Regions from separate parts of the Homo sapiens genome. Here regions 2, 3 and 4 are each linked to region 1. The links are chromatin loops, found by intact Hi-C in ENCODE. Cell type or tissue: CD4-positive, alpha-beta T cell. All regions are shown on one strand. Links, peaks and the distances in the headings refer to the core of each region. The heading gives the core; the rest is flanking DNA.

Region 1 (7,722 bases), core at 1,639-6,638:
AAGCAGAACCGAGGTGTACTTCGCTGACACTGGCTCACACAAGGAGCGCTTGGACTGGCACTCACCGGAATTGCCCATCTTAGCAGTTGGAGCTTGAGTTCTGGCAAGCCTTGCCACTGCGAGCTGGAGTGCTCTGGGGCCCTTAGCAGACTTGAGGGGCAGTTTAGGCCATCAGGACTGCAATTCACAGGCAAACCCGAGTGCCGAGCTGGGCTCACAACCAGTGGACTGTGGAGTCAGGGGCACACAACCTCCTGAGACATTAGCTGGGGCAGCTAAGGGAGTTCTTTGGGCCACCCCCTACTCCCACCCCTGGCAGTGGCCATGTGGCACAGACAGATCTGTGCATTTGGGAGAGGGAGAGCTAGCAACTTGGGGACTTTACATTGAACTCAGTGCTGTCCCATCACAGCAGAGACCTGGCAGCATTCATCATCTGCTGACTAAGGAGCCCCTGGGCCCTGTATAACCAACAGCCATAGCCAGGTAATATGCTGCGGGCATCTACAGCCAACTCAGCTGGCTGAGTTCCTCGCCTCATGGGGGACGTGTGCAATGGCTGCAAACAGCAGCTTCCTTGGTGGTGTATGCAGCCTGTTTCTTGTATGGCTGCTCTAAGGGACCTTGGAGACAGGCCCTCAGATGGATGTTCATGTCTCTGACCTTGCACTACCCCAGTGTAGGCTCCAAAAAGGTATGTGAGGTGCTTTTGGAAAGCCCCGGGGCACCGTGGCTGGGGTTCACATTGGCCAATTATCATGTCCATCCGCCTTGAACCCAGAGAACAAGGAGCATGTGATTAAGGCCCTGCTCAGGGCCAAGTTCAAGTTTCCTGGCTGCCAGAAGATCCACATCTCACAGAAGTGGGTCTTCACCAAGTTCAGTGAAGATGAATTTGAAGACACGGTGGCTGAGAAGTGGCTCATCTGAGATGGGTGTGGGGTCAAGTACATCCTCATTGTGGCCCTCTGGACAAGTAGTGGGCCCTGCACTCGTGAGGGCTTCTGCTGTGCTGCCCCTTCTTAATACTCACCACTAAATCCTACTTCCCATCCACCTGTGGGCACTGGGCTCTGAGACATGCTGGCTTCAGGTGTGATCCAGCACATTTCCGGCTGTGGTGGCTACAGTGAAAGATGCCTTCTGTTTGAGAAAAGCAGGAGGAAGAGTAAAGGGGACTTTGTCTTGCCCCTTAGGTACCAGCTCAGCCACAGTGGGGTAGAGCACCAAGCAGGCTCTTGGGGTCCCTGAGTACAGGCCTAGGCTGTTGGTCAGCATTTGCGGACCTGCCCTGGGCCAAGGGGAGCCCACTGCCTGAAGGATGAGTCACAGGCCTGATAGCATTCATCGCAGGCTGCCTGAAGAGCCCTCGGGGTTTTTGTGAACATCAGCAGTGGCCTGGGAGAACTCCTTGCAGGCTGGTGGAAGTGGTGGCCACAAGGAGAGGTTCCTCTGACTGAGGAAAGGGGAGTGAAGAGTGGGAAGGACTTTGTCTTGTGGTTTGAGTGCCAGCTTACCTGCAGTGGAATGATACATCTATAGAATTCTATTCTATCTTAGAATAGAATTCTAAGGTTTATCAATCCCTGGCTCCCAGACAGCATCTCTGGACCTTCCCAGGGAACTCACTGCCCTGAAGGGAGGGACAACACCCTGGCTGGTTTTGCCACCTGCTGATTGTAGAGTCCCAGGCCCTTGAGTGAATTCAGGTGATGGCCAGGTAGCAGTTCTAGCAGACCTTAGGTGAGACCCAGTGCTGGGCTGCTTCAGGTCTGAACCAGTGCAGTCCCAGTGGTGATGGCCACAGGGGTTCTTGTGTCCTTCCACCCCCAGTTCCAAGAGGCCTAGCTTGGAGAGAGAGAGAGAGAGACTCCATTTGTTTGGAAGAAAGCAAGGGAAAAGAACAAGAATCTCTGCCTGGTAATGCAGAGAATTCTTCTGGATCTTCTCCAAGACCACTAAGGTGGTACCTTTACGAGTCCGCAGAACTACAGTTTTATTGGGTTCGGGGTTCAAGTCCCTTTGAATACCTGAAAAGCCTTCCCAAGAATCACAGGCACAAATAAGCCCAGACTGTGAAGACTACAATAAATGCCTAACTCTTCACTGCTCAGACACTGATGAATATCCATAAGCATCAACACCACGCAGGAAAACATGACCTCACCAAACTGAATAAGGCACCAGGGACCAATCACGGAGAAACAAAAATAGGCAACCTTTCAGGCAGACAATTTGAAAGAGCTGTATTGAGGAAACTCAAAGCAATTCAAGATGACACAGAGAAGGAATTCAGATTTCCTATCAGATGAATGTAACAAGGAAATAGAAATAATTAAAAAGAATCAAGAGGAAATTCTAGAGTTGAAAATGAAATTGACATACTGAAGAATGCATCAGAGTCTTAATAGCAGAATTGATCAAGCAGAAGGCCGGGTGCGGTGGCTCACACCTGTAATCCCCACACTTTGGGAGGCTGAGGCAGCTGGATCACTTGAGGATAAGAGTCTGAGACCAGCCTGGCCAACATGGCAAAACCCTGTCTCTACTAAAAATACAAAAAATTAGGCTGGGCCTGGTGGCTCACGCCTGTAATCCCAGCACTTTGGGAGGGTGAGGTGGGTGGATCACTTGAGGTCAGGAGTTCGAGACCAGCCTAGCCAACATGGTAAAACCCCAACTATATTAAAAATACGAAAATTAGCCAGGCAAGGTGGTGTGCACCTGTTATCCCAGCTACTCAGGAGGCTGAGGCCAGAGAATTGCTTGAACCTGGTAGGTGGAGGTTGCAGTGAGCCGAGATCATACCACTGCACTCTGGCTCGGTAAACAAAGCGAGACTCTGACAAAAAAAAAAAAAAAAAAAAAAAAAAAAAAGACTTTGAGACCAGACTGGCCTACATGGTGAAACCCTATCTCTATTAAAATTACAAAAGTTATCTAGGCATGGTGGGAAGTTGAGGCAGGAGGATAGCTTGAACCTGGGAGGTGGAGGTTGCAGTGAGCCGAGATGGCACCACTGTACTCCAGCCCAGGCGACGGAGCGAGACTTTGTCTCAAAAAAATACCAAAAACCAAAAACAACAAAAACAAAAAACATCAAAAGACTATGAGAAACAGTGATTGGATGTTTGGGGTGTGGATATCGGAATCTGGAGCTGGGGACAGGTGTGTCATTTGATAGTCCCTTTTGAGAACCACTGTTGATCTAAAGCTATTCCAGTTCCCTAGGGGATTGCTAATAACCGGTGCAGCTGCTGAGACAGGGAAAGGGGCCTAATTCCTTTTGCAAAACAAGGAGCAATATTTATATGAGAACTCAGTACATTTCATCACATAAAAATTGCAAAACGCCAGGCTCTGTCATTTTTAAACTAATATTTTTGGGAGTCCACCAAACAGTCTCTAAGATGGAACTGATTGTGAATATGCTGGTGCCAGGTGCAATGGCTCACACCTGTAATCCCAGCTACTTGGGAGGCTGAGGTGGGAGGATCACCTGAAGCCAGGAGTTCGAGGCCAGCCTGGGCCTCTCTAAAAAAAAAAAAGCTGTAAGTCAAATGATATAGCCTCTAGAAGCCACAGTTTGCTCATTTACAAACTGGAGGAGAATAAGATGAGAATTGTCTGATATTGAGGATCAGAAAGTGCTTCATGATGCATAAAGCAGGTAATGGATTATCAATGCTTTGCTGCTCAGACACACAGCAATGGGTTCATACCATTCTGAGAGTCTAAATTTAGGACGTGGTGTGACCAAAATTACCAGTAATTAAGTTTCTTATGTTTCTGAGGCTCTGCTTCCTCATCTGTACACTGTGGCAAGACCTTGTTCTGACTATGCACTGAGGATAAAATAAGGCCTTTTGAAAAAGATGATGACACTGACCACTAATTAATGATTTCAATGTTCCCGTCCAAGGTCAGGCAAAAGCAATGCAGAGCCATAGAGAATGTTGGTGCAACACTGCCCTCTGCTGGTCAGTAGCAGCACCACCATGGTTACAGAGAGGAAAAGGTCTTTACAAAGGGATTCCTGGGAAACTGAGGCAGAGAGTGGAAGGGATTTGCTCAAGGGCACAGAGTTAGCTTTGGACAAAGTGATGGCTCGAATCTGAGATTCCTAATTCCTAGTTCTTTCTAGAGGGAGAAAAATAAGGGCTGGAAACTAGTGGATTGTCGTTTCACTCTCACTAGGCTCTGCACGGCATTTTAAATAGGCTGATTGGAATTTCTCTCTCCTGTTCTTCCCTTGCCACCCAAACTGCTCGGGTTTCTTGTCCTTTTCTTCATACCAGGATAACCATCTGTGTGGCCCCATAAGGCCCAAAGTCCTCTTGGGTGCTGCCGGAGGTCCAACAACCAGTAAAGCACGGAAGCTGGGATCTGAACACTCACTTGAGACCCCAAGGCCCACAATCTATTTGCCACCAAAAAACAAGACAAAGCAAAACACCATGGTAACTTGTGTTGAAAAAGATAGATCTTGTGTTTTGTTATTTCCCCGAATGGTATTTGTTGGGCAGACACATGTGTGTGTACAGGGTAGCAGTCAGGATGGACCACAGGCCCCCACACTATGAAACCCTTCAGACTCTCCCATAGAAATGAGGGGAACTGAGCCAGGTGCAGTGGCTCGTGCCCGTAATCCCAACTTGGGAGACTGAGGCAGGAGGATGGCTTGAACCCAGGAGTTCAAGGCTGTAGTAAGCCATGATTGTGCCACTGCACTCCAGCCTGGGGGACAGAGTGAGACTCTAACTCAAAAAAAAGAAGGGAAGGAAGGAAGGGAGGGAGGGAGGGAGGGGAGCCAGGCACAGTGGCTCACACCTGTAATCCTAGCACTTTGGGAGGCCAAGGCAGGCACATCACTTGAGCCTAAGAGTTTGAGACCAGCCTAGGCAACATGGTGAAACCCATCTCTACAAAACATACAAAAATTAGCTGGGCATGGTGGCACATGCCTGTAGTCCCAGCTACTTGAGAGGCTGAGGTGGGAGGATCACCTGAGCCTGGGAGGTCAAGGCTGCAGTGAGCTGTGATCGCCCCTCAGGACTGGAAGTCCTCCTGGTCTGGGTTCAAACCCTGCATTTCTGAACACTACTGTGTGCCAAGCCCTGGCAAATCATATTTCTTTTAATCTGATAACACTGTGAGGTCGGTACAATTATTATTATCACCATTTTACAGGTGAGCAAATGGAAGCTCTGAGACATTAAGTATCTTGCTTAAGAGCAAGAGTTGTGGGGAACCCAGGTGTTGATAATTTGCCAGCATTTGACGTGATGCTTCATGGTTTTATTCCTCCCCATTTGCAGACAGGAAAACCGAGTTGCAGACAAATGAAAGTGACTTACCTCAGGGCCTTTGCATGTGACATCCTCTCTGCCTGGAATGCTCTTCTCAGATATCACCTTGGCATCCCCCATCACCTTCTTAAGGTCTTCACTTAAAAGTCATCATCTGGCCGGGCGCGGTGGCTCACCCTGTAATCTCAGCACTTTGGGTAGGCCAAGGTGGGTGGATCACGAGGTCGGGAGATCGTAGACCATCCTGGCTAACATGGTGAAACCCAGTTTCTACTAAAAATACAAAAAATTAGCTGGGCATGGTGGCAGGCACCTGTAGTCCCAGCTACTCAGGAAGCTGAGGCAGGAGAATGGCGTGAACCCGGAAGGCGGAGCTTGCAGTGAGCCGAGATCGCGCCACTGCACTCCAGCCTGGGCAACAGTGTGAGACTCCATCTTAAAAAAAAAAAAAAAAAAAAAGTCATCATCTTAGGGAGGTCTTTTCTGATCACCCTATTTAAAAGTTCAGGCTGGGCGTCATGGCTCACACCTGTAATCCTAGCACTTTGAGAGGCTGAGGCAGGAGAATCACTTGAACCTGGGAGGCGGAGGTTGCAGTGAGCCGAGATTGCGCCACTGCACTCCAGCCTGGGCGACAGAATGAGACTCTGTCTCAAAAAACATAAAAAAATAAAAATAAATAAAAATAAGTTAGCTCCATGCTTTTAACTCAGTAACAAAAAGACAAATGACCAACGTCAAAAGTGAGCAAAGGACTATCTAAGAAGATATATATACACGGCCAATGGGCACATGAAAAGATGCTCACCACGTAATGATATGTATTAGGGAAACACAGATCAAAACCACAGGACACACGACTTCCTATCACTAGGATGACTGTTATTTTAAAAATGGAAAATAACAAGTATTGGTGAGGAGATGAAGAAATTGGAAGCTTTGTATATTACTGATAGGAGTGTAAAATGGTGCTGCTGCTGTGGGAAACTGGCCATTCCTAAAAAAGTTAAACATAGAATTACCATATACCCAGCAGTTCCACTTTTAGGTTTTTACCCCAAAGAATTGAAAATGGGGACTCAAGCAGATACCATTTTTATTTTTATTTTTTATTTTTAGTAGAGATGGGGTTTCACCGTGTTGGCCAGGCTGGTCTCGAACTCCTGATCTCGAGTGATCCACCCGCCTCGGCCTCCCAAAGTGCTAGGACTGCTGGCGTGAGCCACCATGCCTGGCCTCAAACAGATACTTGTAACCTAAATGTTCACAACAGCACTATTCACAGTAGCCAAAGATGGAGACAACCCAGATGTCCCTAAACAGACGAATGGATTAACAAAATGTGGTCTATCCATGTGATTCAATTTTACTCAGCCATAAAAAAGAATGAAAGGCACATGCTACCACATGAATGAACCTTGAAAACAAGGTGAGATTCTTGTGAAAGGAGCTAGTCACAAAAGGCCACATAGTGTATGATGCCATTTATGTGAAATATCCAAAAACAGACAAACCCACACAGAGAAAGAAAAGCAACGGTTACCAGGGGCTGGAGGAGGAGGAATGGCCAAATGGGTACGGGGTTTCCTTTTGGGGTGATGAGAATGTTCTGGAACTAGACAGAAATAGTGGTTACATAACACTGTGAATGAACTAAATGCCACTCAATTGTTCACTTAAAAAAAAACAGAGATGGAGTCTTGTCGTGTTGCCTAGGTTGGTCTCTAACTCCTGGGATCAAGCAATCCTCCCGCCTCAGCCTCCCAAAGTGCTGGGATCACAGGCCTGAGCCACCGCGCTGGCCAATTGTTCACTTTTAAATGATTAATTTCATGTTATTTGAATTTCACCTCAATGGAAAAACTCAGCCCCAAACATGCCTTATCTTCCCTCCCTACCTGATTTTTCTCCTAATGCACAGGGCCCCTCACACATGGTATGTCCGGCCTATGTGTCCATTGTTCATCCTGCTTCTTTAAAATATAAATTCCAACAGGGTAAGGATTTCATCTGTTTTGTTAACTCACATATGCCCAAAGAGTCTCTGGTACTCAATAAATATTTGTTGAATAAATGAATTAGATAGGGTGTGGTGATGGAGAGAGTCCCGCCGCCATCCCTGCCCCCATCTCTAATTCTAACGTTCTAACCCGGCTCTTGACCTTGGAGCCGGTTAACGATGATCCTGTCTGGGCTCATTTTCCCTCCTTTTCCTGAAGAGCAGCATCCACAGGCCCTCACTCAGCTCACTCCCTTTTAACCCTTGTCTGCTGAGAGTTTGAGATAAAGGGGGCCACGAGAGAAGACAATGAATCCATTACAATGTGTGATGAGCTGTCTGCTCTGTGGCTTCCCACAGCAATTTATCATGACCTGGAACCACAGCTGTGAGGCCGGGTGTTCCCCCGCCAGG
Region 2 (7,722 bases), core at 1,762-6,761, 49 kb before region 1:
CAGGAGTTCAAGATCAGCCTGGGCAACATGGTGAAACCCCATCTCTACAAACACAAAAAAAGAAAAAAAAAATTAGCTAGGCGTGGTGTTGCGTGCTTGTAATCCCAGCTACTTGGGAGGCTGAGGCTGAGGCACGAGAATTGCTTGAACCTGGGAGGTGGAAGTTGCAGTAAGCCGAAATTGTGCCACCACTGAACTCCAGCCTGGGCAACAGAGCAATACTGTCTCAAAAAAAAAAAAAAGAAAAAAGAAAAAAAAAACCAGAAAGGAAGAAAACTTAGTGCTTGAAAAGCTCAAGCAAATGTTGAATTATATGCAATGTACTCCCTTCTTCCCAATACAGAAACAAAGTCCTTCTTGTTGCTTGTTTACCGATGTTTATTCAGACAGGATCTCTAGCTCTATAGATAACTTTGTTGTAGGCATTTTCTGTGCTGGTCAAAACTGGTGGAAATAGGTATTCTAGGGGCGTTTCCACCTCTGGAAATAGAGATGGTTGAGAGAGCAAGAGGAAAGGTAAAATGCATTTTTTTCTTATACAGACAAATAGTCTCCATTTGAAACACATCCCCGTAGAGGCGGGAATAGGAACTTCACGTTGTGAGTGTTTGAGATCATATGAATGGTGCGCCTCCCATCAAGACAGTGCCTTTCAATCAGTAGAAGAACTTTATTATAACATATGTTAAAGTACTTGAACACCCTCGAACCCATTCTTAAGAGAATACGCATTCTATTTCTGGTTCTGATCGGGATTCCCCTTTTCTTTGTGTTTTTGTTTTGGATCTGGAAAGCAAAGATGCTGCCAGAGCTCTGCAGCAGAGGGACCTTAGGGCACATGCAGATGTGTGGACGAGCCAGAAGCCAGAAGGGCAAAGTTGTATCTTTTTAAGCAACCATGGAAGCTCGAATTTCTGTTTTGAAGCTCAGGGTTTGCTAGTAACACTCCTGATTATTTGCCTTCGACTCCGTATTTAAAGATTCTTTTTTTGAGACACTGTCACCCAGGCTACAGTGCAGCGGCATGACCACAGCTCACTGCAGCCTCGACCTCCTGGCCTCAAGTGATCCTCCCACCTCAGCCTCCCGAGTAGCTGGGACCACAGGTGGATGCTACCATACCTGGCTAATTTTTTTGTGCTTTTTGTAGAGACAAGTTTTCGTGATGTTGCCCAGGCTGGTCTTGAGCTCCTGGGCTCAAGCAATCTGCCTACATTGGCTTCTCAAAGTGCCGGGATTACAGGCGAGAACCACTGTGCCTGGCCTGAAGATTCATTAAAGCTGCATTTCCTTCCTTTTCAGTCGTATTCTCGGCAGCCATTGCCACTCCCAGGTGAAGTCTGATTTGCTTAAGATAATGTTAGATGTCTTTCATTCTAGCAAAATAAACCAAATCTAGATTTATGGTTAAGGCATTTTTGATTTAGGGTGATATGTTAAAAGTTGAACTATAGTTTAGTACTTTCCCAGGGGAAACCATGCTATAAATACGTATTTGATTCCATGGTCAGCCTCTAACAAACCCTCTGAACCCAGAGAGTACCCTCTGATATTACCTAATTGCTAGGTAGTTTCTAACAAAATCAGTCAGCGCCATTTTATTTTTTTACTTTTTTTTTTTTTTTTTGAGATCGAGTCTCACTCTGTCACCCAGGCTGGAGTGGCGTGATCTCAGCTCACTGCAAGCTCTGCCTCCCGGGTTCACACCATTCTCCTGCCTCAGCCTCCCGAGTAGCTGGGATTACAGGCGCCTGCCACCACACCTGACTAAGTTTTTTTTTGTATTTTTATAGTAGAGACGGGGTTTCACCATGTTAGCCAGGATGGTCTCGATCTCCTGACCTCGTGTTCCGCCTGCCTTGGCCTCCCAAAGTACCGAGATTACAGGCGTGAGCCACCGCGCCCGGCCAGTCAGTGCCATTTTAGAAGGAAAATATAGATGATCTTGATGACTTTAGGGGTTAAGTGGGGCTGGTTAAAGAGGAAACAAAAGGCATAAATTTTATTTTAATTTCTTTAAAAATTTTTTTTAAATAATATATAAAAAAGTTTAAAATTTTAAATAATTGAGATGAGGTCTTGCAATGTTGCCCAGGCTGGCCTTGAACTCCTGGGTTCAAGTGATCCTCCCCACTCAGCGTCCCAAAGTGCTGGGATTACAGGTGTGAGCCACTGTGCCTGGCCAAAAGGCATAAATTTTATACAAACCTGCTACCCATAGTCCACTTGATTCCCTGGCACTTAGAGAGCTGGATCCCAAATCATCATCATCATCATCATCATCATCATCATCATCATCCAGATTTGTAGAATAGTTTACTGCTTAAGAGCACTTTTCTATGCTTTATCCCATTTATTGTTCATTAGAAACCGGTTTTAGAGAGGAAGAGACCGATGCTCAGAGAGACAAAATAACTCATCCCTTACCTATCCCACAGCCCCACAGTCCCACAGGGCAGAGCTGGGATTTGAACCCCGGGGGTTCCTGAGTGCTCACCTTTGCCATCTTCAGCACCCTGACTTCCTGGTCCAGAATCAGCTCATTATAGAAGAACTGATCCCTCAAGAACTGCTCAGTTCAATGCCCGGCATCCTTCACTTCATCCTTCCAGTCTCCCTGGGGCTGGAGGCTGTTTTACGAAGGCAGACTGGAAGGATGTTTTATGAAGACATCCAGCCTGTCCCCAGGGGTGTCATACAGGTCCTGGAAGCCTGCCATCTCTGTGGGACCAGGAATGAATCGTCTCTGCTTCTGCCCAGCCCTGTAAGGGGCAACTCCCAGCCTTTGTCCAGTAGGCCACAGAACTGCAGAAGGGCAGGGAGATGGTGTGGGTTAGAGAGAGAGTTAGCTGCCCTTTTTCTTTCTTTTTTTTTTTTTTTTTGATACAGAGTCTTGCTCTGTCACCCATGGCGTGATCTCAGCTCACCGCAACCTCTGCCTCCCGGGTTCAAGGGATTCTCCCACCTCAGCCTCCTGTGTAGCTGGGATTACAGGCACCTGACACCACGCCCGGCTAATTTTTGGTATTTTTGGTATTTTTAGTAGAAACGGGGTTTCACCATGTTGGCCAGGCTGGTCTCAAACTCCTGACCTCAGGTGATCTGCCCGCCTTGGGCTCCCAAAGTGCTGGGATTACAGGCGTGAGCCACCGACGGAAGAATCACTAAGCTTACTTTCCTCTTTTTAGGGTGCAGAGAGGGCTAGGGGGCCCTCCAGGCATCAGCTGAGCCTCCCTCTGCTGGGCTGCCTTAGTTCAGCAGCCATCTCTCCTGCCGGCTGAGAATGGAAACTGAAACTGAACTTTGTTTTGTTTGTTTGGGTTTTTTTGTTTTGTTTTGTTTTGTTTTAATTGGAAACAGAAAATTTGCTGAGCTTTGAAAGAGGAATTTTCTCTTTCCATTTGAGGTTGCCAGGAAAAAAGGCTGGAGATGGAGCCAAGTGCCCCTTGGGCTTCCTTGAGAGGAAGGTTCTCAGGCTGGGAGTTTCCCAGGGTGTCCTGGAGCTGGGCTGCCCCCACCTCTCCATCCCCTATTTCCTGCTGCAGGAGCAGACCTTGTCTCCCTACGGGAACTCAGTAGTGTCTGCCCCGGAATCAGAAGGTGCTGGCTCCTTGGGGTGAGGGGATGGGGGCTTGGGCTGAGCCCCGGGAGTCCTGGGGCCTGGGATTGACTCTTTATTTTCTAAAAGCAAAGACATACTCACCCCTTTACTACTTGTTTTGTTGCGTATATTTAGGTCTCCCCTATCCCCTCACCAATAATCCACAGGAAGGAGGTAATCTTTTAAAAAATTGTCTTTAGGGGGCGCTGTTCTCTCAAGAACTTCATTTTGAAGAGCAAACTGACAGTTTGTGGTAGACACATTGGCTTTTAAAGATCTCAACTAGCGACCAGGCGCGGTGGCTCTCGCCTGTAATCCAGCACTTTGGGAGGCCGAGGCGGGAGGATCGCTTGAGGCCAGGAGTTTGAGACCAGCCTGGCTAACATGATGAAACCTCGTCTCTACTAAAAATACAAAAAAATTAGCCAGGCGTGGTGGCAGGCGCCTGTAATCCCAGCTACTTGGGAGGCTGAGGCAGGAAAATCACTTGACCCCAGAGGCGGAGGTTGCAGTGAGCCGAGATGGCATCACTGCACTCCAGCCAGACTGTCTCAAAAAAAAAAAAAAAAAAAAAAAAAAAAAAAAAAAAGGAAAGAAAGTAAATCCCACATTGATACTGTGGAGGCCATAAGTATGCACCTATAGGATGCATTTTAAAAATGCCCTAACAACGCATAAATATGTCACTGAGGTTTGTTAAGAATGTCCAGATTTCCAGCCTGGGCAGCATAGTAAAACTCCATCTCTACAAAATATACAAAAAAATTAGCCGGGCATGTGGCATGTGCCCGTAGCTACTAGGGAGGCTGAAGTGGGAGGATCACCTGAGCCTGGGAAGTCGAGGCTGCAGTGAGCTGTGATCAAACCACTGCACTCCAGCCTGGGCAACAGAATGAGACCCTGTCTAAAAAAAATTAAAAATAAAAATGTCCAGATTCATGACAGCCTGTCTCTCACTCTGCTTAACAGAGTAAAAAATACTGAGCCCTGAAACACAGGCTTAGAAGATTCAAAAATTGCCTTGGAGAGGGAAAACCACTAAGTGGGAGATGCCTGTGAAGAGCTTGAGTTACAAAATCTTTTTGAAAACTGAAAGTGGAAAAGAGTAATATTTGTATATTACCCCATAACATATACAAATGTATAGCTGTATCTAAATAAATTAACGAAATATTGGAAGTGCATATTTGATTTCCCTTAAGCTTATGTAATTAGGGCTATGCCAACATATTTTTATTTTTCATTTATTTTTATGTTTTTCCCCATTGATCCATGTGATTCTCAAACACATTTTTATTTTCTCCCTGGCAAATATTTGTTATTAGTCCATTGGAAAAATTGATTGGATTTGGGGATCACCTTGCATTAGGGCATTTTTGGTATATGTACTCATATTTTAAAAACTGTGAATTCCAATATATATTCTTAATAGGAAACTGCGACATTTTTGTCAATTTTCCTCTCTTCCACAAGATGATGCTCCACACCCACCTAAAACAATCACCATTTGTAGTTCCTAGGATCCTAGTACAGAAGAGACAGAGGGGATCTGCTTAATCCTTGTTTTTCAGAAGGCAGACAGGAGCCCAGAGTGTTTACCAGGGCTCTTTGACATTATGGTATTGATATTAACTCCAATAGCTATACTTATCAAGCACTTCGTGTATACCAGGCTCTCTACACAGTTTATTTTATTCTTTATTTTTTTTGAGATGGGATCTGGCTCTGTCACCCAGGCTGGAGTGCGTGGCATGATCTGGGCTCACTGCAACCTCACCTCCCAGGCTCAAGTGATTCTCCCACCTCAGCCTCCTGAGTAGCTGAGACTACAAGTATGCATCACTGAGCCTGGCTAATTTTTGTACTTTTTTTTTTTGTAGAGATGGGGTTTTGCTATGCTGCCCAGGCTGGTCTCAAACTCCTGGGCTCCAGTGATCCGCCTGCCTTGACCTCCCAAAGTGCTGGGATTAGAGTCGCGAGCCTCCACACCCAGCCTCTTTTCACAGTTTAGTTCCCATAATCCCCACAAGACTCTGTGATGCAGGTTCACACCATGTTACATTATGAAGAAATCGAGTCTCAGCAAGATGATGTGGCCTGCCCAGAGTCACACACCAAAGAAGTGGACAAGCTGTGATTCAAACCCAGGTTCTCTGATTCTAAATGCCAGAGGTTTACCCACGACATTATCTTACTGCCCAAGGCACTTATTATTTATTGAGCTCCTACTACGTGCTGGGCACTGGGCGAGGCTTGGAGAATACATAAATGAATAAGGCAGCCCCATTCTACGGGCAGTTTGTTATGTGTCTTCTCTACTGGGAATCTTCAGCGTGAGAAGCACGTGGTCCCAGGGTCTAGCACATTTCTTGGCACACAATGGGGCCTCAGTTAATGTTGGCTGAATAAATGAATGAATGACACCATGTTTCCTAGGAAGCAAAAGCACTTCAATCTTGTGACTATTTTTTAGTCCATAAAACGGATAGATGGTGGAGGACAGAGAACTTCCTGGTGACCTTCTGCTTGCTTCGTCAAGGCATCTATCAAGGGTCCCCATCTTTGAGTATGGTGGCTCAACCACAGTGGACCATCCCAAAGGTCCTCTCTGGTTCTGCATTGCAGACACTCTGTGCATGGTGGTGCGGGACCTCCTTCCTGGAGGTGCTTGCTTCTTCATTTACCCCAGTGTTTCTTAACATTTTGAAGTCTTGTGAGCACCAGAGAAAATGATGAATGCAAGGGGCCCTCCCTCTAAAAAACATGTTAATGCTAATATTTTGCATGCAATTTCAGGGGCTTCCTGGACCCCAAGTTAAGAATCTCTGCTATGGGGCCGGACACGATGGCTCATGTCTGTAATCCCAGCACTTTGGGAGGTTGAGGCGGGTGGATCACTTGAGGTCAGGAGTTTGAGACCAGCCTGGCCAATATGGTGAAACCCCATCTCTACTAAAAATACAAAAGAATTAGTCAGGCGTGGTGGTGGGCGCCTGTAATCCAAGCTGCTCGGGAGGCTGAGGCAGGAGAATCGCTTGAACTGGGGAGGCAGAGGTTGCGGTGAGCCAAGATCGTGCCACTGCACTTCAGCCTGGGCGTCAGACTCTGTCTCAAAAAAATAAAAAAAGAATCTCTGGGCCGGGCGCGGTGGCTCACGCCTGTAATCCCAGCACTTTGGGAGGCCGAGGCGGGTGGATCATGAGGTCAGGAGATCGAGACCATCCTGGTTAACAAGGTGAAACCCCGTCTCTACTAAAAATACAAAAAATTAGCCGGGCGCGGTGGCGGGCGCCTGTAGTCCCAGCTACTCGGGAGGCTGAGGCAGGAGAATGGCGTGAACCCGGGAAGCGGAGCTTGCAGTGAGCCGAGATTGCGCCACTGCAGTCCGCAGTCCGGCCTGGGCGACAGAGCGAGACTCCGTCTCAAAAAAAAAAAAAAAAAAAAAGAATCTCTGCTGTGGAAGATGCTTTTTTTTATTTTTCAAAATTTTTATTAGAGATGGAGGGGCGTCTCGCTATGTTGCCCAGGCTGGAGTCAAATTCCTGGGCTCAAAGGATCTTCCTGCTTCATTCAGCCTCCTGAATAGCTGGGATTACAGTGCATGCCACCATGCTTGGCTTCTCCTGTGGAAGATTCTTGAGGACCAAAAGACATCCTAAACAAGAGTCACATCTCAAACCTTTTTATTGAATTCCTGTTTTTTGTGCATCATGCTGGGTGCTAAGGGATAGTGTAGGGAAAATCTCCAGCCTTCATATCAGTCAGAAGGGAGCCCTGGGGCAGCAGGGCATCTAGTCATCAGCCTCTCAGCTCTCAAGTCACATGTGGGACTGGGATCCGGGTGTTTCCCACCTCCCCAGTAAGCCTGCAACTTTTTCTTCCATCTGGCTCCCATTTTAGAGCCTTGCATATGTTTCTTCAAGGGAAGCCTGGATAATCCTGAATTGCCTCTAATAACCACATTCTTTTTTTTTTTAATTTTTTTTTTTTTTTTTTTTTTTGAGACAGAGTCTCGCTCTCGTTGCCCAGGCTGGAGTGCGGTGGTGGGATCTTAGCTCACTGCAACCTCTGCCTCCTGGGTTCAAATGATTCTCCTGCCCCAGACTCCTGAGCAGCTGGGA
Region 3 (7,722 bases), core at 1,110-6,109, 750 kb before region 1:
TTTGGCTGAGAATAATCCAATGCTCTTTGAGCTCTGGCTCCTGCTTCCCTCCTGTCCTCATCTCCTGCACACTGCTCCTCCCTCCCTCTGCTCCAGCCACATTGGCTTCCTTGCTGTTTTTCAGCTTTGCCAAGCTCATTCCCACCTCAGGGCCTTTGCACATGCTGGTGCCTTTGCCTGGAGCACTCTTTCCAGATGACTACATGCCTGAGTCCCTCTCATTGTACAAGACTCCGAAACATCTTCCCATAGGTGTCCTCCTTCCCATCAGCTACAATTTCTATCATGTCACCTTGGCTTTTCTTAGTACTGATGATCATTATCTGAACTTATATAATGATTTTTTTTTCTTTTTTCTTTTTTAGAGACAGGATCTTGCTCTTTTGCCCAGGCTGGAGTGCACAGTGGTACAATTGTAGGTCACTGCAGCCTCAAACTTCTGGGCTCAAGTGATTCTCCTGCCTCAGCCTCCCTAGTAGCTGTGACTACAAGGTGTGTGCTGCTATGCCTGGCTAATTTTTAATTTTTTTGTAGAGATGGGGTCTTGCTGTATTGCCCAGGCTGGTCTCGAACTACTAGCCTCAAGTGATCCTCCTGCCTTGGTCTGGAATTACAAGCATGAGCCACCACACTTGGCCAGAAAGTACTCATGATTTCTTTAAGTGCTGATTTTCTGTCTTCTCAAAGAAAAATCCAATAGTTAGCAATAATGGTGCAATTAAGATTAAAATTCAGATCTGACGGGCTCCAAGCCTCTTAACCACCGATCTCACTATTTGTTAGATAATTTCTTTTTCCACTTTTTTTTTTTTGAGATGGAGTTTCACTCTTGTTCCCCAGGCTGGAGTGCAATGGCATGATCTCGGCTCACCGCCACCTCCGCCTCCCAGGTTCAAGCAATTCTCCTGCCTAAGCCTCCCGAGGAGCTGGGAATAAAGGCATGTGCCACTACCCCCAGCTAATTTTGTATTTTTAGTTGAGACAGGGTTTCTCCATGTTGGTCAGGCTGGTCTCGAACTCCCAACCTCAGGTGATCCACCCGCCTCAGCCTCCCAAAGTGCTGGGATTACAGGCGTGAGCCAAGGTGCCTAACTTCTTTTTCCACCTCTTAAATGAAGGGTGAAAACAGCTCATGAATCACCTTAGAATAAAACTTTCTCAATGTTCTAAATAAAACAAAGTGAAAGAGACAAGACAACTAACTACAATACCTGATTCTAGCCTGGATCTTATTCTGAAGGACAAAAATATTCTATAAAGAGCATTACTGGGTCTGGCTGGCCATGGTGGCTCATGCCTACCACCACAACACTTTGGGAACCTGAGGTGAGAAGATTGCTTGAGGCCAGGAGTTCGAGACCAGCTGGGCAACATAGTGAGACCCCGTCTCTACCAAAAAAAAAAAAAAAAAAAAAAAAAAGAGCATTATTGGGTCAATTGATAAAATTGGAAAATAGAAAGTAGATTAGATAAAAATATTGTATCAAGGCCGGGCGCGGTGGCTCACGCCTGTAATCCCAGCACTTTGGGAGGCTGAGGCGGGCAGATCACGAGGTCAGGAGATCAAGACCATCCTGGCTAACACAGTGAAACCCCGTCTCTACTAAAAATACAAAAAATTAGCTGGGCACGGTGGCGGGCGCCTGTAGTCCCAGCTACTCGGGAGACTGAGGCAGGAGAATGGCGTGAACCCAGGAGGCGGAGCTTCCAGTGAGCCAAGATCCCGCCACTGCAGTCCGGCCTGCGAAAGAGTGAGACTCCGTCTCAAAAAAAAAAAAAAAAAGAAAGAAAAAAATATTGTATCAATTATAAACTTAGGAAGTTGATAACTAAACTGTGGTTACATGAAAGAATATCCCTAATCTTAGGAAGCATCAAAGGGTAAAGGGCCACGATGCATGTAACTAGCCCTCAAATGATTCAGTGAAAAATCACAAGTCTGTGTGTCTATACATGTGTACATACATATTTGCAAACACACATACACACACATATATACACATAGAGTAAAACTGATCAACCAAAATGGGGGCAAAATGTTAAGAACAGGTGAATCTGATAACAGGGTATATGGATGTTCTTTGTACTGTTTTATTTTTGCAGCTCCTCTGAGTTTGGGATTACTTCCAAATAACATGTTAAAGAAAAAAGAAAAGCTTCAAGGAAGACTGTGCCCTATTTGGAGGCTGCTCGCCTCCCCGACTTCTGACCCTCTAGCCCATGCCGTGCCCCCTCCTCTGAATTCCCAGAGTACCTCTCTGTGTGCCACTCCCCCATGCCTGGCATAAAGACCCCCTTGTACTGTTCTCTTTCTGTGTGTACACATCTCATCTCCCCAGGGAGCCTATGAGCTTCCTGGGGGGCCAAACTCAGATTTACCACCCTCAGTCTTGGACCCAAAGCACAGCTGACTCCTGCTCAGCTTTCAAGGCTCATGGCAGCCTTCACCTCTTCCAGGAAGTCTCCTCAACCTCCAGGTGGGTTTAGGGGCCTCCCACAGCCTCCAGTCACTCTGTAGTGGCAGTGCCCATTTACTCCTGTCTCCAACTTGAAGGAGAGCCCCATGAGAGCAGGCTCTCCTTCTCAGAAGTTGCTCAATAAATATTACCTGAATGAATAAGACCAGGCAGCCTTCCTTTTGCCCCCTCCAAAGGCCTTTGGCCTTTGCAAATGCTGTTCCCTCCGCCTGGAACACTTTTCCCCTTCCCGTCTCTCCAGCCTCCCCATCACTGGCTCCTACTCCACCCGCAGACTCAACTTAAATGTAACTTCTTTTCCCACTTCTCCAAGTCACGGTCAAGTTCCCTGTGACCACACTCCCTCGGCACCCTACACTTCTGCATCTGAAATCTATTTTATCTTCTTACTTGTTTTCCCTGCCAGATTGTAAAGAAAGTCATTGTTGCAGTTCCTGGCATAATGTCTGGCATATAGAGTTGCTCAATAACTGTGTACTGGATGGATGAATGGATAGAGGAATGGACAGATGGAGGGATGGATGGACGAGAGAATGGACAGATTGACAGGACCAATGAATATGGTTGGACCTTTCTGCTGGCTACCACCAGAGGGCAGCACCCCCCAACCAAACCACCCCACCTTGGGTAGGACTGCCAGACCCGACAGATCCCTTGTCCCCACTCCTGCTCAATGACTCAGACAGGAGGAGGGCAGACCACAGGGGAGGTGCAACACCCACACAGCCCCTGCTAGTCCTGGGAGCAGTTCTGGCAGAAAGAAGCCGCAGGCGCAGGCTCGCGCATACCCAGCATGCCGATGCCCAGCATGAAGGCGTCCATTCCGTAGGGCATGACTCGAGACCTCCCCCGGGCTGAGCCCGTTGGCGACATCACCTCCTTTGGCTGAGCTTTCTTACATTCCACCTGCAATGAGACCTGGCGGTTAGTCTTTCCCACAGAGCTAGAGTCATTAGCCCTCTTGTTCCCTGGAAAGCCCCTTTATTAATTTTATTAATTTCACTGTCCAGCTGAAAACTATTTCATGGTTACCACTGATGGAGCACTCACTATGTGCTGGGGAGTGTGTAAACGGCTTTGCATGCAATCGTTCAATGAATGCTTACACCAATACTACCAATACTATGATGGAGGAGCTTTTCCAGTCCCATTTGACAGATGTGGAAACTGAGGCTCAGAGAAGGGAGGTCATCTGCCTGATTAACTACCGTGTGACACTGCCTCCCTGTCTAGGTTTTTAGGGGTTGGAAGAACTGGCTCTGCCTCCACTCACTCGAAGCCCCTCTGCCTGCCTTTAGAACCTCATAGCTTCCCTGGCAGGCCCCACAAGGAGCCCCAGTCTTCTCTGTGCCTGCGCTCCATCCAATCCCAACTCACCATGTTTTTGTTTTTGTTTTGTTTTGTTTGAGACGGAGTCTCACTCACTCTGTTGCCCAGGCTGAAGTGCAGTGGCACAATCTCAGCTCACTGCAACCTCCACCTCCCGGGTTCAAGCGATTCTCCTGCCTCAGCCTCCCAAGTAGCTGGGATTACAGGCACGCACCACCATGCCTGGCTAATTTTTGTATTTTTAGTAGAGACAGGGTTTCACTGTGTTGGCCAATCTGGTCTCAAACTCCTGACCTCATGTAATCTGCCCACCTCAACCTCCCCAAAGTGCTTGGCTTACAGGCGTGAGCCACTGCGCCCGGACCCAACTCACCATTTTGTTGTTGATTTCATGAAAATGAATTTCACACACTTTCTCCACGATGTCCTCACTCTCAAACGTGACAAACCCGAACCCTAGAGGTTGGACAAAGGATAAAGGCAAGGTCAGAACCAGAGCGCAGGGTCAAAACTCAACCCCAGGTCGTACCAATATCCCCGCTCCTCTCTCTCTGGCGAGTGAGAGTTAATGAAAGGCTCTGCTCACAGCCTGGAATCCTCTCAACTATCCACTGAGACAGGGTTTCAAGTCCCAGAATACAGATGAGGAAAATAAGGTTCAGGTAAGTGAAGTAACTTGCCCAAGGTCACACAGCAAGTTAGAAAGTGGTAGAGCTGTGATGAGAATACACTCAACATGCTTTTTCTAGTCCTCAGGTGTTTTCCAAAGAGGGAAGAAGGAACACACATGCACACTCATTTAAACTTACACAAAGGTGTACATGTCCAAACATACAAATGTACATAGACACACATTCACGCATGCATACATCTAGATACCTGCGTATCACGCAGACACATGCAGTTACCCTGACATACCAGATATAAACAGATATTTAGGCACAGATACCCCCTTTTGCACAGATACAAATACACACACACACAGAACACATACCCCACTCCCAAAATGGACTAAAAGTCCTGAAACAACTGGAGAAACAACCCTGTCTCCTCCTGGGTGTGCCCCAGGGACTGGAAAGGGATTTCTCAGAAGGTAAGGCCCTCGGGAGAAAAACAGCCAGGTGGCGCACACGCACACGGTGTGGCCCAGATGCTCACAGGTTCAGAGGCAACGGGGCTGGGGGCTGGGGGCTGGGCAGGAGGTGACTGCCTGGGGCTGTGGAGTCAGCCTGACCCTGGGCGGCCTGGCCTAAGCTCTGGTTACCAGGGACAAGGTAAGCCCGGGCAGAGGCAGACACCACTAGGGTGGGGGTAGGAGACTCAGTGGGTTGCAGGGACTGGGGGGGTGGGTACTCCTCTGTTCGTCTCGTGTGTCTGCAATTCGGCAAGTTTCTAGCACAGGAAATGGTGGGACAAAAGCCTTCTGTAAGGCCAGGCCTGGGAGAGGACGCAGATCCTGGGGGATAGGATGTCAGAAGGCGAGATGAAAGGGCAGCTGTGACCTGCAGCCCCCTGGCTGACCACGGGGCCCAGCCTGGGAAGGGGGAGGGGGCCACACTCACCTCGGTGCCGGTTGGTGGTTTTGTCAAACATCAGCATGGCGTCGTCCACCTGAAACACAGCCCGCCATGGAGGACCCAGCAGATACCAGCGGAACCCACTACCACCAAGGAACAGGGGCTCTGGCAACCCACTGCCCTCTTGCCCACTCCAGGCTTGACCTTCAACCTGCTCCCTGCACAGGGGACAACTTTCCTTCTGCAACCCCACTGAAAACCCTTTTCAATCACCATCATCTCAATGCACCAGCCTGCATTTATTAAGCTCCATTGTCCTCCCAACATTCCCTGCATGGTAAGATCCCCATGGTGTAGATAAGAAAGTAGGCTCAGAGAGGTGAAGTTGCCTGCCCAAGATCACACAGCAAGACCTTGACCAAACTGGGGAGGCACAGAGAAGATGCTAGAGAAGGAAATATGGGAGGGAGGAAAATGACAAGATGGGGAAGCAAAAGCCTCATCCCTTTCTGTAAAAGGCCAGGAGGACAGCAACCAGACTGGACTCCCCTCTCCGGCTACAGATCTTTTCCTCTAATTGAGGTTTCCTTTTGCTAGAGGCTGTAATTAAAGCAAGTAGAGTTCAGTGCCTGGGCTGCTTTGCCTCCCACTGACTGGGGGAAGGGAAGGAGACTGGGAAAGGGGGAGGATCTACATCATCCATCCTCTCTTGGACCCCAGTCTACTCTTGTTACTTCCTCTAGGTACCCCTTGGATATACGGTCACCAAAGGCCTTGGTGCCACCTTCCATTTGCCTGCATCTGGTGCCTCCTCCTTGCCCTCTTTCTTAGTTAAGGTCTGAGTCACCTTTGGTATAAATCAGGGGCTGCCTCTGATACCCAACCCAATCCTACTCCAGGCCCCAACCCTCCCCCAAATGACCAGACATCCAAAGGATTAAAAAAAAACTTTTCTCAAGCCATCAAGCCATGGGTAACCAGCCTCTTCCCTACTCTCCTTCCCTCTACTTCCAGGCCCAGCATCCACCACCTTCTTTTTTTTTGGAGACAGAGTCTTACTCTGTCACCCAGGCTGGAGTTCTGTGGCATGATCTCGGCTAACTGCAGCCCCCGCCTCCCAGGTTTAAGGAATTCTCCTGCCTCAGCCTCCTGAGTAGCTGGGATTACAGGTGCATGCCACCACTCCTGGCTAATTTTTGTATTTTAGTAGAGATGGGGTTTCACCATGTTGGCCAGGCTGGTCTCGAACTCCTGGCCTCAAGTGATCCACCCGCCTCAGCCTCCCAAAGTGCTGGGATTACAGGCGTGAGCCACCAGGCCCGACCCCATCATCTACCTTCTAAAGGCCCTCCCCTGCCTCATTAAACACCCTGAACTACCGTGATCCTCCAGCTCTCCTTAGGCATCAAGCTACAGTGGGCCTCTGACTCCCACTGGGAGAACCAGGACCCCACTGAGCCAGGAGGCAACAAGGTCCCTGGAGAATCTCATGACATCTCTCTTCTCAAAGAGCTGCCTGTACTGGGGCCCACGCAACAGAGTGGCACTCTCACTCCCATCCTATGGACCCACTCTGAGTCCCAATCCCAAATCAGCTGGACCACCCGAATGGGACAATCATTTCAGGTTCAGCACATCTTGCCCACCCCTCACTTAACCAATGAAAAACAGAAACCCAGAAAGAAGGATTGTGGTCATAGCACAGGCTTTGGGTAGGACGGGCCTGAGCTGGAATCCTGGATCCTGCATTTGCTGGTTGGGTAACCTTGGGCAGGTGACTTGATGTTTCTCTGGCTTTGGTTCCTCATCTGTGAAATAGGCATAACAGTGTCTATCTCACAGGTTGAAGTTAAATGAAAGACACCTTTTTTTTTTTTTGGAAAAGGGTTCTCGCTATATTGCCCAGGCTAGTCTTGAACTCCCAGGCTCAAGCAATCCTCCCATCTCACCCTCCTTGGTAGCTGGGACTACAGGTGTGCACCACCAAGCCTGGCTATGAGAGGATTTAGTGAGATAGTGCATGTAACACTCTTAACTCACAGACCCAGGATATAGTAAGTGCCTAATAAATAATAGCTATTATTATTATCTTTACAAGGGAGGGACTTGCCCATAGTTACACGGGGGGAACGTGGCAAAGCTGGGGAGAGAGCAGCCAGATACTAATGGCTTGAAGGTTGCATGAGGACATCGTCTGTGTCATTTAGGGCCATGACCACCATCCTATTGAGCACCTTGACTGGAGGTCAATCATTTTTTGAATGAATGAATGAATGAATGAACGAACCAGCCACACCCTCCCCCCTAATCCTACAGCTCCGAGTCCCTGCCTGACCCACAAATGGATTCAGCCCAAATCCACAACTTCTCCCACCTTCCTCCACCCAACCCTGCAAGGA
Region 4 (7,722 bases), core at 1,264-6,263, 170 kb before region 1:
GAGCAAGACTCCGTCTCAAAAAAAAAAAAAAAAAAAAAAAGTTGTTTAGGCCAGGCACGGTGGCTCTAGTGGAGTAGATGACATCTCTTACTAAAAATGCAAAAATTACCCAGGCGTGGTGCTCTGTGCCTGTGGTCCCAGCTACTTGAGAGGCTGAGGCATGAGTATCACTGGAACCCAGGAGGGGGAGGTTGTAGTGAGGGGAGATTGCGTCACTGCACTCCAGCCTGGGCAACAGAGTGAGACTGTCTCAAAAAAAAAAAAGTTGTTTAAAGAAAGAAAAGGGCAAATGAGGCCAGATGTGATGGCCCATGCCTGTAATCCTAGCACTTTGGGAGACCAAGGCGGGAGGATGGCTTCTAGTCCAGGAGTTCAAGGTTACAATGAGATATGGTTGCACCACTGCATTTCAGGCCGGGGGACAGAGTAAGACCCCATCTCTTTTGTTTTGTTTTTTTGAGATGGAGTCTTGCTCTGTCGCCCAGGCTGGAGTGCAGTGGTGTGATCACTGCAACCTCTGCCTTCCGGGTTCAAGCGATTTTCCTGCCTCAGCTTCCCAAGTAGCTGGAGGGATGATCCACCATGCTCAGCTAATTTTTGTATTTTTAGTAGAGAAGGAGTTTTGCCATATTGGCCAGGGTGGTCTCAAACTCCTGACCTCAAGTGGTCCATCCCCTTTGGCCTCCCAAAGTGCTGGGATTACATGCCCGGCCGAGACCTCATCTCTTAAAAACAAAAACAAAAACAGAAAAAGAACCAATGAAAGGGATATCTAGTGTCAGACAGAGCTTGGTTCAAATCCCTGTTGTACTACTTATGAGTAGTGTGAGCTCCATCTACTGAGCCTCTGTTTTCCCGTTCTGTGAAATGGGTCTATCAAATACCATGTATTTATCAGGATTGGCTCACTACTGTAACAATGACAAATATCTCGCTGGCTGAACACAATGAAGGTTTATTTCCCTACCCCACAGAGTCTGATGCAGATGTTCCCAGGAAGGTAGAAGTCCTGGGCAGTCTTCTTCCAGCTGGTGGACTCTGGGCAGATGTTCCCGGGAAGGTAGAAGTCCTGGGCAGTCTTCTTCCAGTGGACGCTGGGATTGGGTTCCTTTGCATAATAAGGCTCCACCATCTTAAACTCTTTTGCCCTCATCCTTATGGACAGGAGACAGACAGAGCATGAAAGATCAGACTGGATGTTTTATGACCAGCCCTGGTGGGCGGGTACATCCCTTCTGCCCACTGACAGTGCAAAGTACATGTCCCTTTCTAGCTGCAAGGGGGCTAGGAACTGTAACCCAGTCAGTGCTCAGAAAGAGGAAATAGGTTTGGTGAGCCCTTTTTTTTTGTCTCATGGGGCTCCTCCTCCTCCTCCTCCTCCTCCTCCGAATGAATGAATGAATGAATGAATGAATGAATGAATGAAATAATTTAAACACAGTGGCACAGGGCAAGTGCTTAAATGTGTCAGGCATCTTTTCCTCCCTCCCTTCCCTTTATGGTTGATTCTAGATAGGACCACCTTGACTCTTCAAAAATTGATGCCCTCCTGAAGTTTTCTGTATGTTGAATCAAGATGTTTATGTGAGCTGGGCATTGTAGATGGGCTGGGCTTGGTGTCTCATACCTGTAATCCCAGCACATTGGGAGGCTGAGGTAGGAGGATTGCTTGAGGCCAGGAGTTCAAAGACCAGCCCAAACAGCATAGCAATACGTCATCTCTTAAATTAAAAAAAAGATGTTTATGCTGGTGGGGAAAGAGGGTGAGGTACACTAGAGGGCAAGGTGTCCATTTAAAGGAGGCCTGGAGAAGAGACCACCCATTCCACCATTCCACCCTCACCCTACCTCTCTTAGGCCATAGATGTTGCCAAAGGAATACCTGAGGCTGGGAAATTATAGTGAAACTCCGTCTCAGAAAAAAAAATATTAGCCAGGTGTGGTGGTGCGCGTCTGTAGTCCCGTGGGAGGCCCAGATGGGAGAATCACCTGAACCCAGGAGGTAGAGGTTGCAGTGAGCCAAGATTGCGCCACTGCACTCCAACCCGGGTGACAGAGTGAGATTCTGTCTCAAAAAGAAGGAAAGAAAAGAAAAGAAAGAAGAAAGAGGGCCAGGCAGGGTGGCTCACACCTGTAAACCCAGCACTTTGGGAAGCTGAAGTGGACGGATCACTTGAGGTCAGGAGTTTGAGATCAGCCTGGCCAACACGGTGAAACCCTGTCTCTACTCAAAATACAAAATTAGCTGGGCGTGGTGGTGAGCACCTGTAATACCAGCTACTCGGGAGGCTGAGGCAGGAGAATCACTTGAACCCTGGAGGCAGAAGTTGCAGTGAGCAGAGATCGTGCCATTGCACTGCAGCCTGGGGGACAAGAGCGAGATTTTTGTCTCAAAAAAAATAAAAAATAAAAAAAAAAGAAAGAAAGAAAAGAAAAGAAAAGAGAGGTAGAAGAGGTCACGTGAGCACACAGTAAGAAGGTAGCTGTCTACAAGCCAGAGAAGAGGCCTCAGAATAAAATCTACCTTGCCAACACCTTGATCTTGGACTTCCCAGCCTCCAGAACTATAAGAAATAAATTTCTTAGCCAGGCACAGTGGCTCATGTCTGTAATCCCAGCACTTTGGGAGGCTGAGGTGGGCAAATCGTTTGAGGTCACGAGTTCAAGATGAGCCTGGCCAACATGGTGAAACCCCGTCTCTACCAAAAATACAAAAAAAATTAGCCAGTCATAGTGGCACACACCTGTAATCCCAGCTACTTGGGAGACTGAGGCAGGAGAATTGCTTGAACCTCAGAGGTGGAGGTTGCTGTGAGCCCAGATCGCATCATTGCACTCCAGCCTGAGTGACAGAGCAAGACTCCGTCTCAAAAAGAAAAAAAAAAAAGGAAGAAATTTCTCAATCTACAGTACTTTGCTGTGGCTGACCAAGCAGATAAGACATAACAGAACCCACCTTAAATTATTGCTTTTTTTGACATATCTTTGACAGATATTTGAATATCTAGAAAGCACTTGAAGCTGTGTCTGGCATGGAGTTAGTCCTACTCACTGTTTTTTTGTTTTGTTTTGTTTGTTTGTTTTTTGAGATGGAGTCTTGCTCTGTTGCCCAAGCTGGAGTGCAGTGGTGCCATCTCAGCTCACCGCAACCTCCACCTTTTGAGTTCAAGGGATTCTCCCACCTCAGCCTCCCAAGTAGCTGGGATTACAGGTGTGCGCCACAATGCCTGGCTAATTTTTGTATTTTTAGTAGCGACAAGGTTTCACCATGTTGGCCAGGCTGGTCTCAAACTCCTGGCCTCAAGTGATCTTCCTGCCTCGGCCTCCCAAAGTGCTGGGATTACAGACATGAGCCATCGCGCCCAGCCCCCACTCACTGTTAAGATTGTCACACACCAGCTATATGTATTTATGGAATGAATAAACAAATCTATTTTGCAAAATAAGTTCTTAAATAGTGGATCTCTTAAAGTGGATTTACCTGTATTATTATCTCAGAATTCTTGGACACAGATGAACTTCTTCTTCTTCTTTTTTTTTTTTTTTTTTTTTTTGAGACAGAGTCTTACTGTTATCACCCAGGCTGGAGTGCAGTGGCGTGATCTCAGCTCACTGCCACCTCCGCCTCCCAGGTTCAAGTGATTCTCCTGCCTCAGCCTCCCAAGTAGCTGGGATTACAGGAGCACACCACCATGACCAGCTAATTTTTGTATTTTTAGTAGAAACAGGGTTTCACCATGTTGGCCAGATTGGTCTTGAACTCCTGACCTCAGGTGCTCCACCCACCTTGGCCTCCCAAAGTGTTGGGATTACAGGCATGAGCCACTGTGCCCGGCCAGATGAACTTCTTAAGAAGAGAACTTATAAAAAACAAAAATATCAACTTGAAATGGGCAGGTGGGTAGAAGTATGTATCTCCAACCCTTAGAGTTCCGAGAGCATCCACCAGGGGGCCGTGCGCCTTCTCCTTCTTCCAAAACTTCACTGACCCCTGGAAGCAGTCATTTCAGAAAGGAAGAGAAAGTTGGGTTTTTCCATGGGTTTACCCCATGGAAATAAACAAAGCCAATACAATCTCGGTGTGGCTGGGTGGGGAAAAAAAACAAAACAAAACTCAGGCCAGGGTAAGAAGAAGTAAGTCTGGGTCTTTGTTTCATTGGCCCTGGGGAGGAGCCTAGGTGATATCTCTGAGCCTCGGTTTTCTCATCTGGAAAAATGGAAATAATCCTATCTAGTGCACAGAGTTCTTGGGAGCACCAAATAAAAGCATTTTCTTTTTTTTTCTTTTTCTTTCTTTCTTTTTTTTTTTTTTTTGAGACGGAGTCCCACTCTGTCGCCCAGGCTGGAATGCAGTGATGCAATCTAGGGTCACTGCAAACTCCGCCTCCCAGGTTCAAGTGACTCTCCTGCCTCAGCCACCCGAGTAGCTGGGATTACAGGTGCCCACCACTATGCCCAGCTAATTTTTTTAATTTTTTTTTTTTGAGACGGAGTCTCACTCTGTTGCCCAGGCTGGAGGCAATGGTGTGATCTTGGCTCACCGAAACCTCCGCCTCCTGGGTTCAAGCAATTCTCCTGCCTCAGCCTCCCAAGTAGCTGGGATTACAGGCATGCACCACCACGCCCAACTAATTTGGTATTTTTAGTAGAGACAGGATTTCTCCATGTTGATCAGGCTGGTCTCGAACTCCTGACCTCAGGTGATCCAACCGCCTCGGCCTCCCAAAGTGCTGGGATTACAGGCATGAGCCACTGCGCCCCGCCAATAAAAGCATTTTCTAAAAGATCAGCTGTTGCTATCTGATATAGTTTGGCTGTGTCCCCACCCAGATCTCATCTTGAATTGTAGTTCCCATAATTCCCATGTGTTGTGGGAGGGACCTGGTGGGAGGTAATTGAATCATGAGGGCGGTTTCCCCCATACTGCTCTCAGGGCAGTGAATAAACCTCACAAGATCTGATGGTTTTATAAGGGGTTTCCCTTTTCACTTGGCTCTCATTCTCTCTTGCCTGCTGCCATGTAAGACGTGCTTTTTGCTTTCTGCCATGATTGTGAGGCCTCCCCAGCCGCGTGGAACTGTGAGTCCACCCTTTTTCTTTCTAAATTACCCAGTCTCCAGTATGTCTTTATCAGCATTGTGAAAATGAACTAATACACTATCACATCACTAAGTTACATGGACCCATTTTACATGGAGTATCTAGTTATAGGGAGAGTGAAGGTCCCTCAAGACCACACCCCAGGACTTGCCCAATTCAGGCCACCAATGTCTGTTGTTTAGCACTCAGCAATTAAATGCACTTAGATTGGACATAAATTCTTTTTGCCATAGTCTCTGCCATTACATGTTGTATACGCTTGTCTTGCTTTGCTTCACCTGCTTGGACCCTAAAGGGTTCTGAGTTTGCAACTTCTGGTCTAAATAGAGAGTTTTCCTCTGTGTCAGTCAGATGATATCTGGAGCGCTGCTATTTATTGAGGCAGGCACCAAGCTCTATGCGTAATATATGTAAGCCAAATATAACTAAGGCTTCTCATTGCCTCGTCTCTGCATGGTGACTTATTTGGCAGAAAAATATAATTGGAAGTAATTAAAATCTTTTCTCAGTCTCAAAAAAATGCCAGAGTGAGTATATTTTTAAAAAAGAGTGTTTTGGAGGTATAGTTGATATACAATAAACTGTACACATTTAAAGCACGCAATTTTATGAATTCTGATATAAGCCTACACCTGTGAAACCATCACCATGATCAAAATAATTGGCCAGGCATGGTGGCTCATGCCTGTAATCCCAGCACTTTGGGAGGCCGAGGCGGGCAGATCACGAGGTCAGGAGATCGAGGCCATCCTGGCTAACATGGTGAAACCCCGTCTCTACTAAAAATACAAAAATTAGGCGGGTGTGGTGGTGCACGCCTGTAATCCCAGCTACTCAAGATATTGAGGCAGGAGAATCGCTTGAGCCTGGGAGGTGGATGTTGCAGTGAGCTGAGATCATGCCACTGCACTCCAGCCTGGGGAACAGAGCAAGACTCTGTCTCAAAAAAAAAAAAAGGGGGGGGGGGGAAGAAGAACAAAATAATTAATATCGTTACAACTCCTAGAAGTTTCCTCATGTCCTTTTTTGTTTTTGAGACAGAGTCTCATTCTGTCACCCAGGCTGGAGTGCAATGGCACTATCTCTGCTCACTGCAACCTCCGCCTCCCAGGTTGAAGTGATTCTCCTGCCTCAGCCTCTCGAGTAGCTGGGATTACAGGCACATGCCACCATGCCTGGCTAATTTTTGTATTTTTGGTAGAGACGGGGTTTCACCATGTTGGCCAGGCTGGTCTCGAACTCCCGACCTCAAGTGATTTGCCCACCTTGGCCTCCCAAAGTGCTCGGATTACAGGCGTGAGCTGGCCCTCCTCATGTGTTTTTGTGATCGCCTGGCCCGGACAGCCTCCATCACTCCTCTCAGCCCCAAATTGCTCACTCAACGGCCGAGTCCTAGAGGGAACATGTGGCTGCCCTAGCCTGGATTATGTGCCCACCATTTGATTGCAGCTGGAGCAGAGACGGGGAGAACTGGACGTTTGTACATCTGTGTAGGGGGCAGGTGTGTCACCCACTCTCCTGTGACTGCTCACAAAGGAGGGTAGGTCTCCATAGGGAATGAAGTGCTGCTGACCACTGAATATCCCAAGCCCACAAATGCTCACTGCAGCTGCTACTATTTAAATCCAGGAGAGGGCTAGTCGCGGTGGCTCACGCCTCTAATCCCAGCACTTTGGGAGGCCGAGGTGGGTGGATCATGAGGTCAAAAGATTGAGACCATCCTGGCCAACATGGTGAAACCCTGTCTCCACTAAAAATACAAACAATTAGCCGGGCGTGGTGGTGGGCGCCTGTAGTCCCAGCTACTCGAGAGGCTGAGGCAGGAAAATGGCGTGAACCCGGGAAGTGGAGGTTGCAGTGAGCTGAGATTGTACCACTGCACTCCAGCCTGGTGACAGAACGAGACTCCATCTAAAAAAAAAAAAAATTCCAGGAGAGAAAGCGCATGCTTCTTGATAAGACCAGGGCAGAGTTGCGTGGCCTATTCTACCCTCCCTTGCTTCCCAAGTAATCACTAACCTCCCCTCCTCTCCCCTCCCCTTTTCTGTGCTTTGCTCTGTCACCCAGGCTGGAGTGCAGTGGTGTGATCTTGGCTCACTGCAACCTCCGCCTCCTGGGTTCAATAAATTCTTGGCTGGGCGTGGTGGCTCACACCTGTAATCCCAGCACTTTGGGAGGCCGAGGCGGGCGGATCACGAGATCAGGAGTTCAAGACCAGCCTGGCCAATATGGTGAAACCCTGTTTCTACTAAAAATACAAAAAATTAGCCACGCTTGGTGGTGCACACCTGTAGTCCCAGCTACTCGGGGGGCTAAGGCAGGAGAATCGCTTGAACCCGGGAGGTGGAGGTTGCAGTGAGCCGAGATAGTCCCACTGCACTCCAGCCTGGGCGACAGAGTGTGACTCCGTCTCACAAAAAAAAAAAAAAAGAAAGAAATTCTCATGCCTCAGCCTCCCGAGTAGCTGGGACTACACACCACCATGCCCAGCTAATTTTTGTGTTTTTGGTGGAGACGGGGTTTCACCATTTTTGCTGGGCTCGTCTCAAATTCCTGGCCTCAAGTGATCTGCCCGCCTCAGCCTCCCATAGTGCTAGGATTACAGGCGTGAGCCACTGTGCC

What was found. Hi-C counts contacts between places; a loop is a spot of excess contacts. Peaks named below come from ENCODE experiments on the same cell type or tissue, not always from the same donor. Only the 100,000 strongest peaks of a DNase experiment are listed, where the experiment ranks them.
Region 2: a loop joins it to region 1, with 11 times the contacts of the local background. A loop is called at or near these places in 29 of 110 quality-filtered maps.
Region 3: it touches region 1 in a loop (8-fold over the local background); 5 of 110 quality-filtered maps call a loop at or near these places.
Region 4: a loop joins it to region 1, with 14 times the contacts of the local background. A loop is called at or near these places in 13 of 110 quality-filtered maps.

The regions. Positions count from the first base shown.
Region 1 is chr12:121,106,539-121,114,260 of GRCh38, forward strand. LOC105370031 (a long non-coding RNA gene) reads right to left here and starts at 2,384. Exons shown (of 4, transcript XR_945458.2): 1 at 1,034-2,384; 2 at 66-228. LOC105370030 (a long non-coding RNA gene) reads left to right here and starts at 5,417. Exons shown (of 3, transcript XR_007063494.1): 1 at 5,417-5,516. It overlaps LOC124900320 (small nucleolar RNA SNORA70), which reads left to right and starts at 505; the gene lies at 505-636. In CD4-positive, alpha-beta T cell, for the core only: CTCF peaks have their summits at 3,967 (motif pointing left) and 4,168; a DNase peak (open chromatin) is centred at 3,973.
Region 2 is chr12:121,056,952-121,064,673 of GRCh38, forward strand. LOC105378258 (a long non-coding RNA gene) reads right to left here. Exons shown (of 4, transcript XR_007063492.1): 4 at 2,339-2,805. It also overlaps the pseudogene OASL2P. Among named protein-coding and RNA genes, the nearest start is that of OASL, 22 kb to the left of the region's middle. RefSeq lists enhancers at 3,051-3,140, 3,261-3,430, 3,451-3,630. In CD4-positive, alpha-beta T cell, for the core only: a CTCF peak has its summit at 3,773; DNase peaks (open chromatin) are centred at 3,250 and 3,810; H3K4me3 peaks cover 861 bases; H3K27ac peaks cover 556 bases.
Region 3 is chr12:120,353,637-120,361,358 of GRCh38, forward strand. It overlaps MSI1 (musashi RNA binding protein 1), which reads right to left. Exons shown (of 15, transcript NM_002442.4): 7 at 5,369-5,417; 8 at 4,180-4,262; 9 at 3,266-3,383. Among named protein-coding and RNA genes, the nearest start is that of MSI1, 12 kb to the right of the region's middle. RefSeq lists enhancers at 2,799-3,299, 4,736-5,348, 5,349-5,960, 7,257-7,722. In CD4-positive, alpha-beta T cell, for the core only: CTCF peaks have their summits at 3,030 (motif pointing right) and 3,233; a DNase peak (open chromatin) is centred at 3,095; H3K27me3 peaks cover 379 bases.
Region 4 is chr12:120,940,789-120,948,510 of GRCh38, forward strand. No RefSeq gene overlaps it. Among named protein-coding and RNA genes, the nearest start is that of HNF1A-AS1, 28 kb to the right of the region's middle. In CD4-positive, alpha-beta T cell, for the core only: CTCF peaks have their summits at 3,957 (motif pointing right) and 4,160; a DNase peak (open chromatin) is centred at 3,963.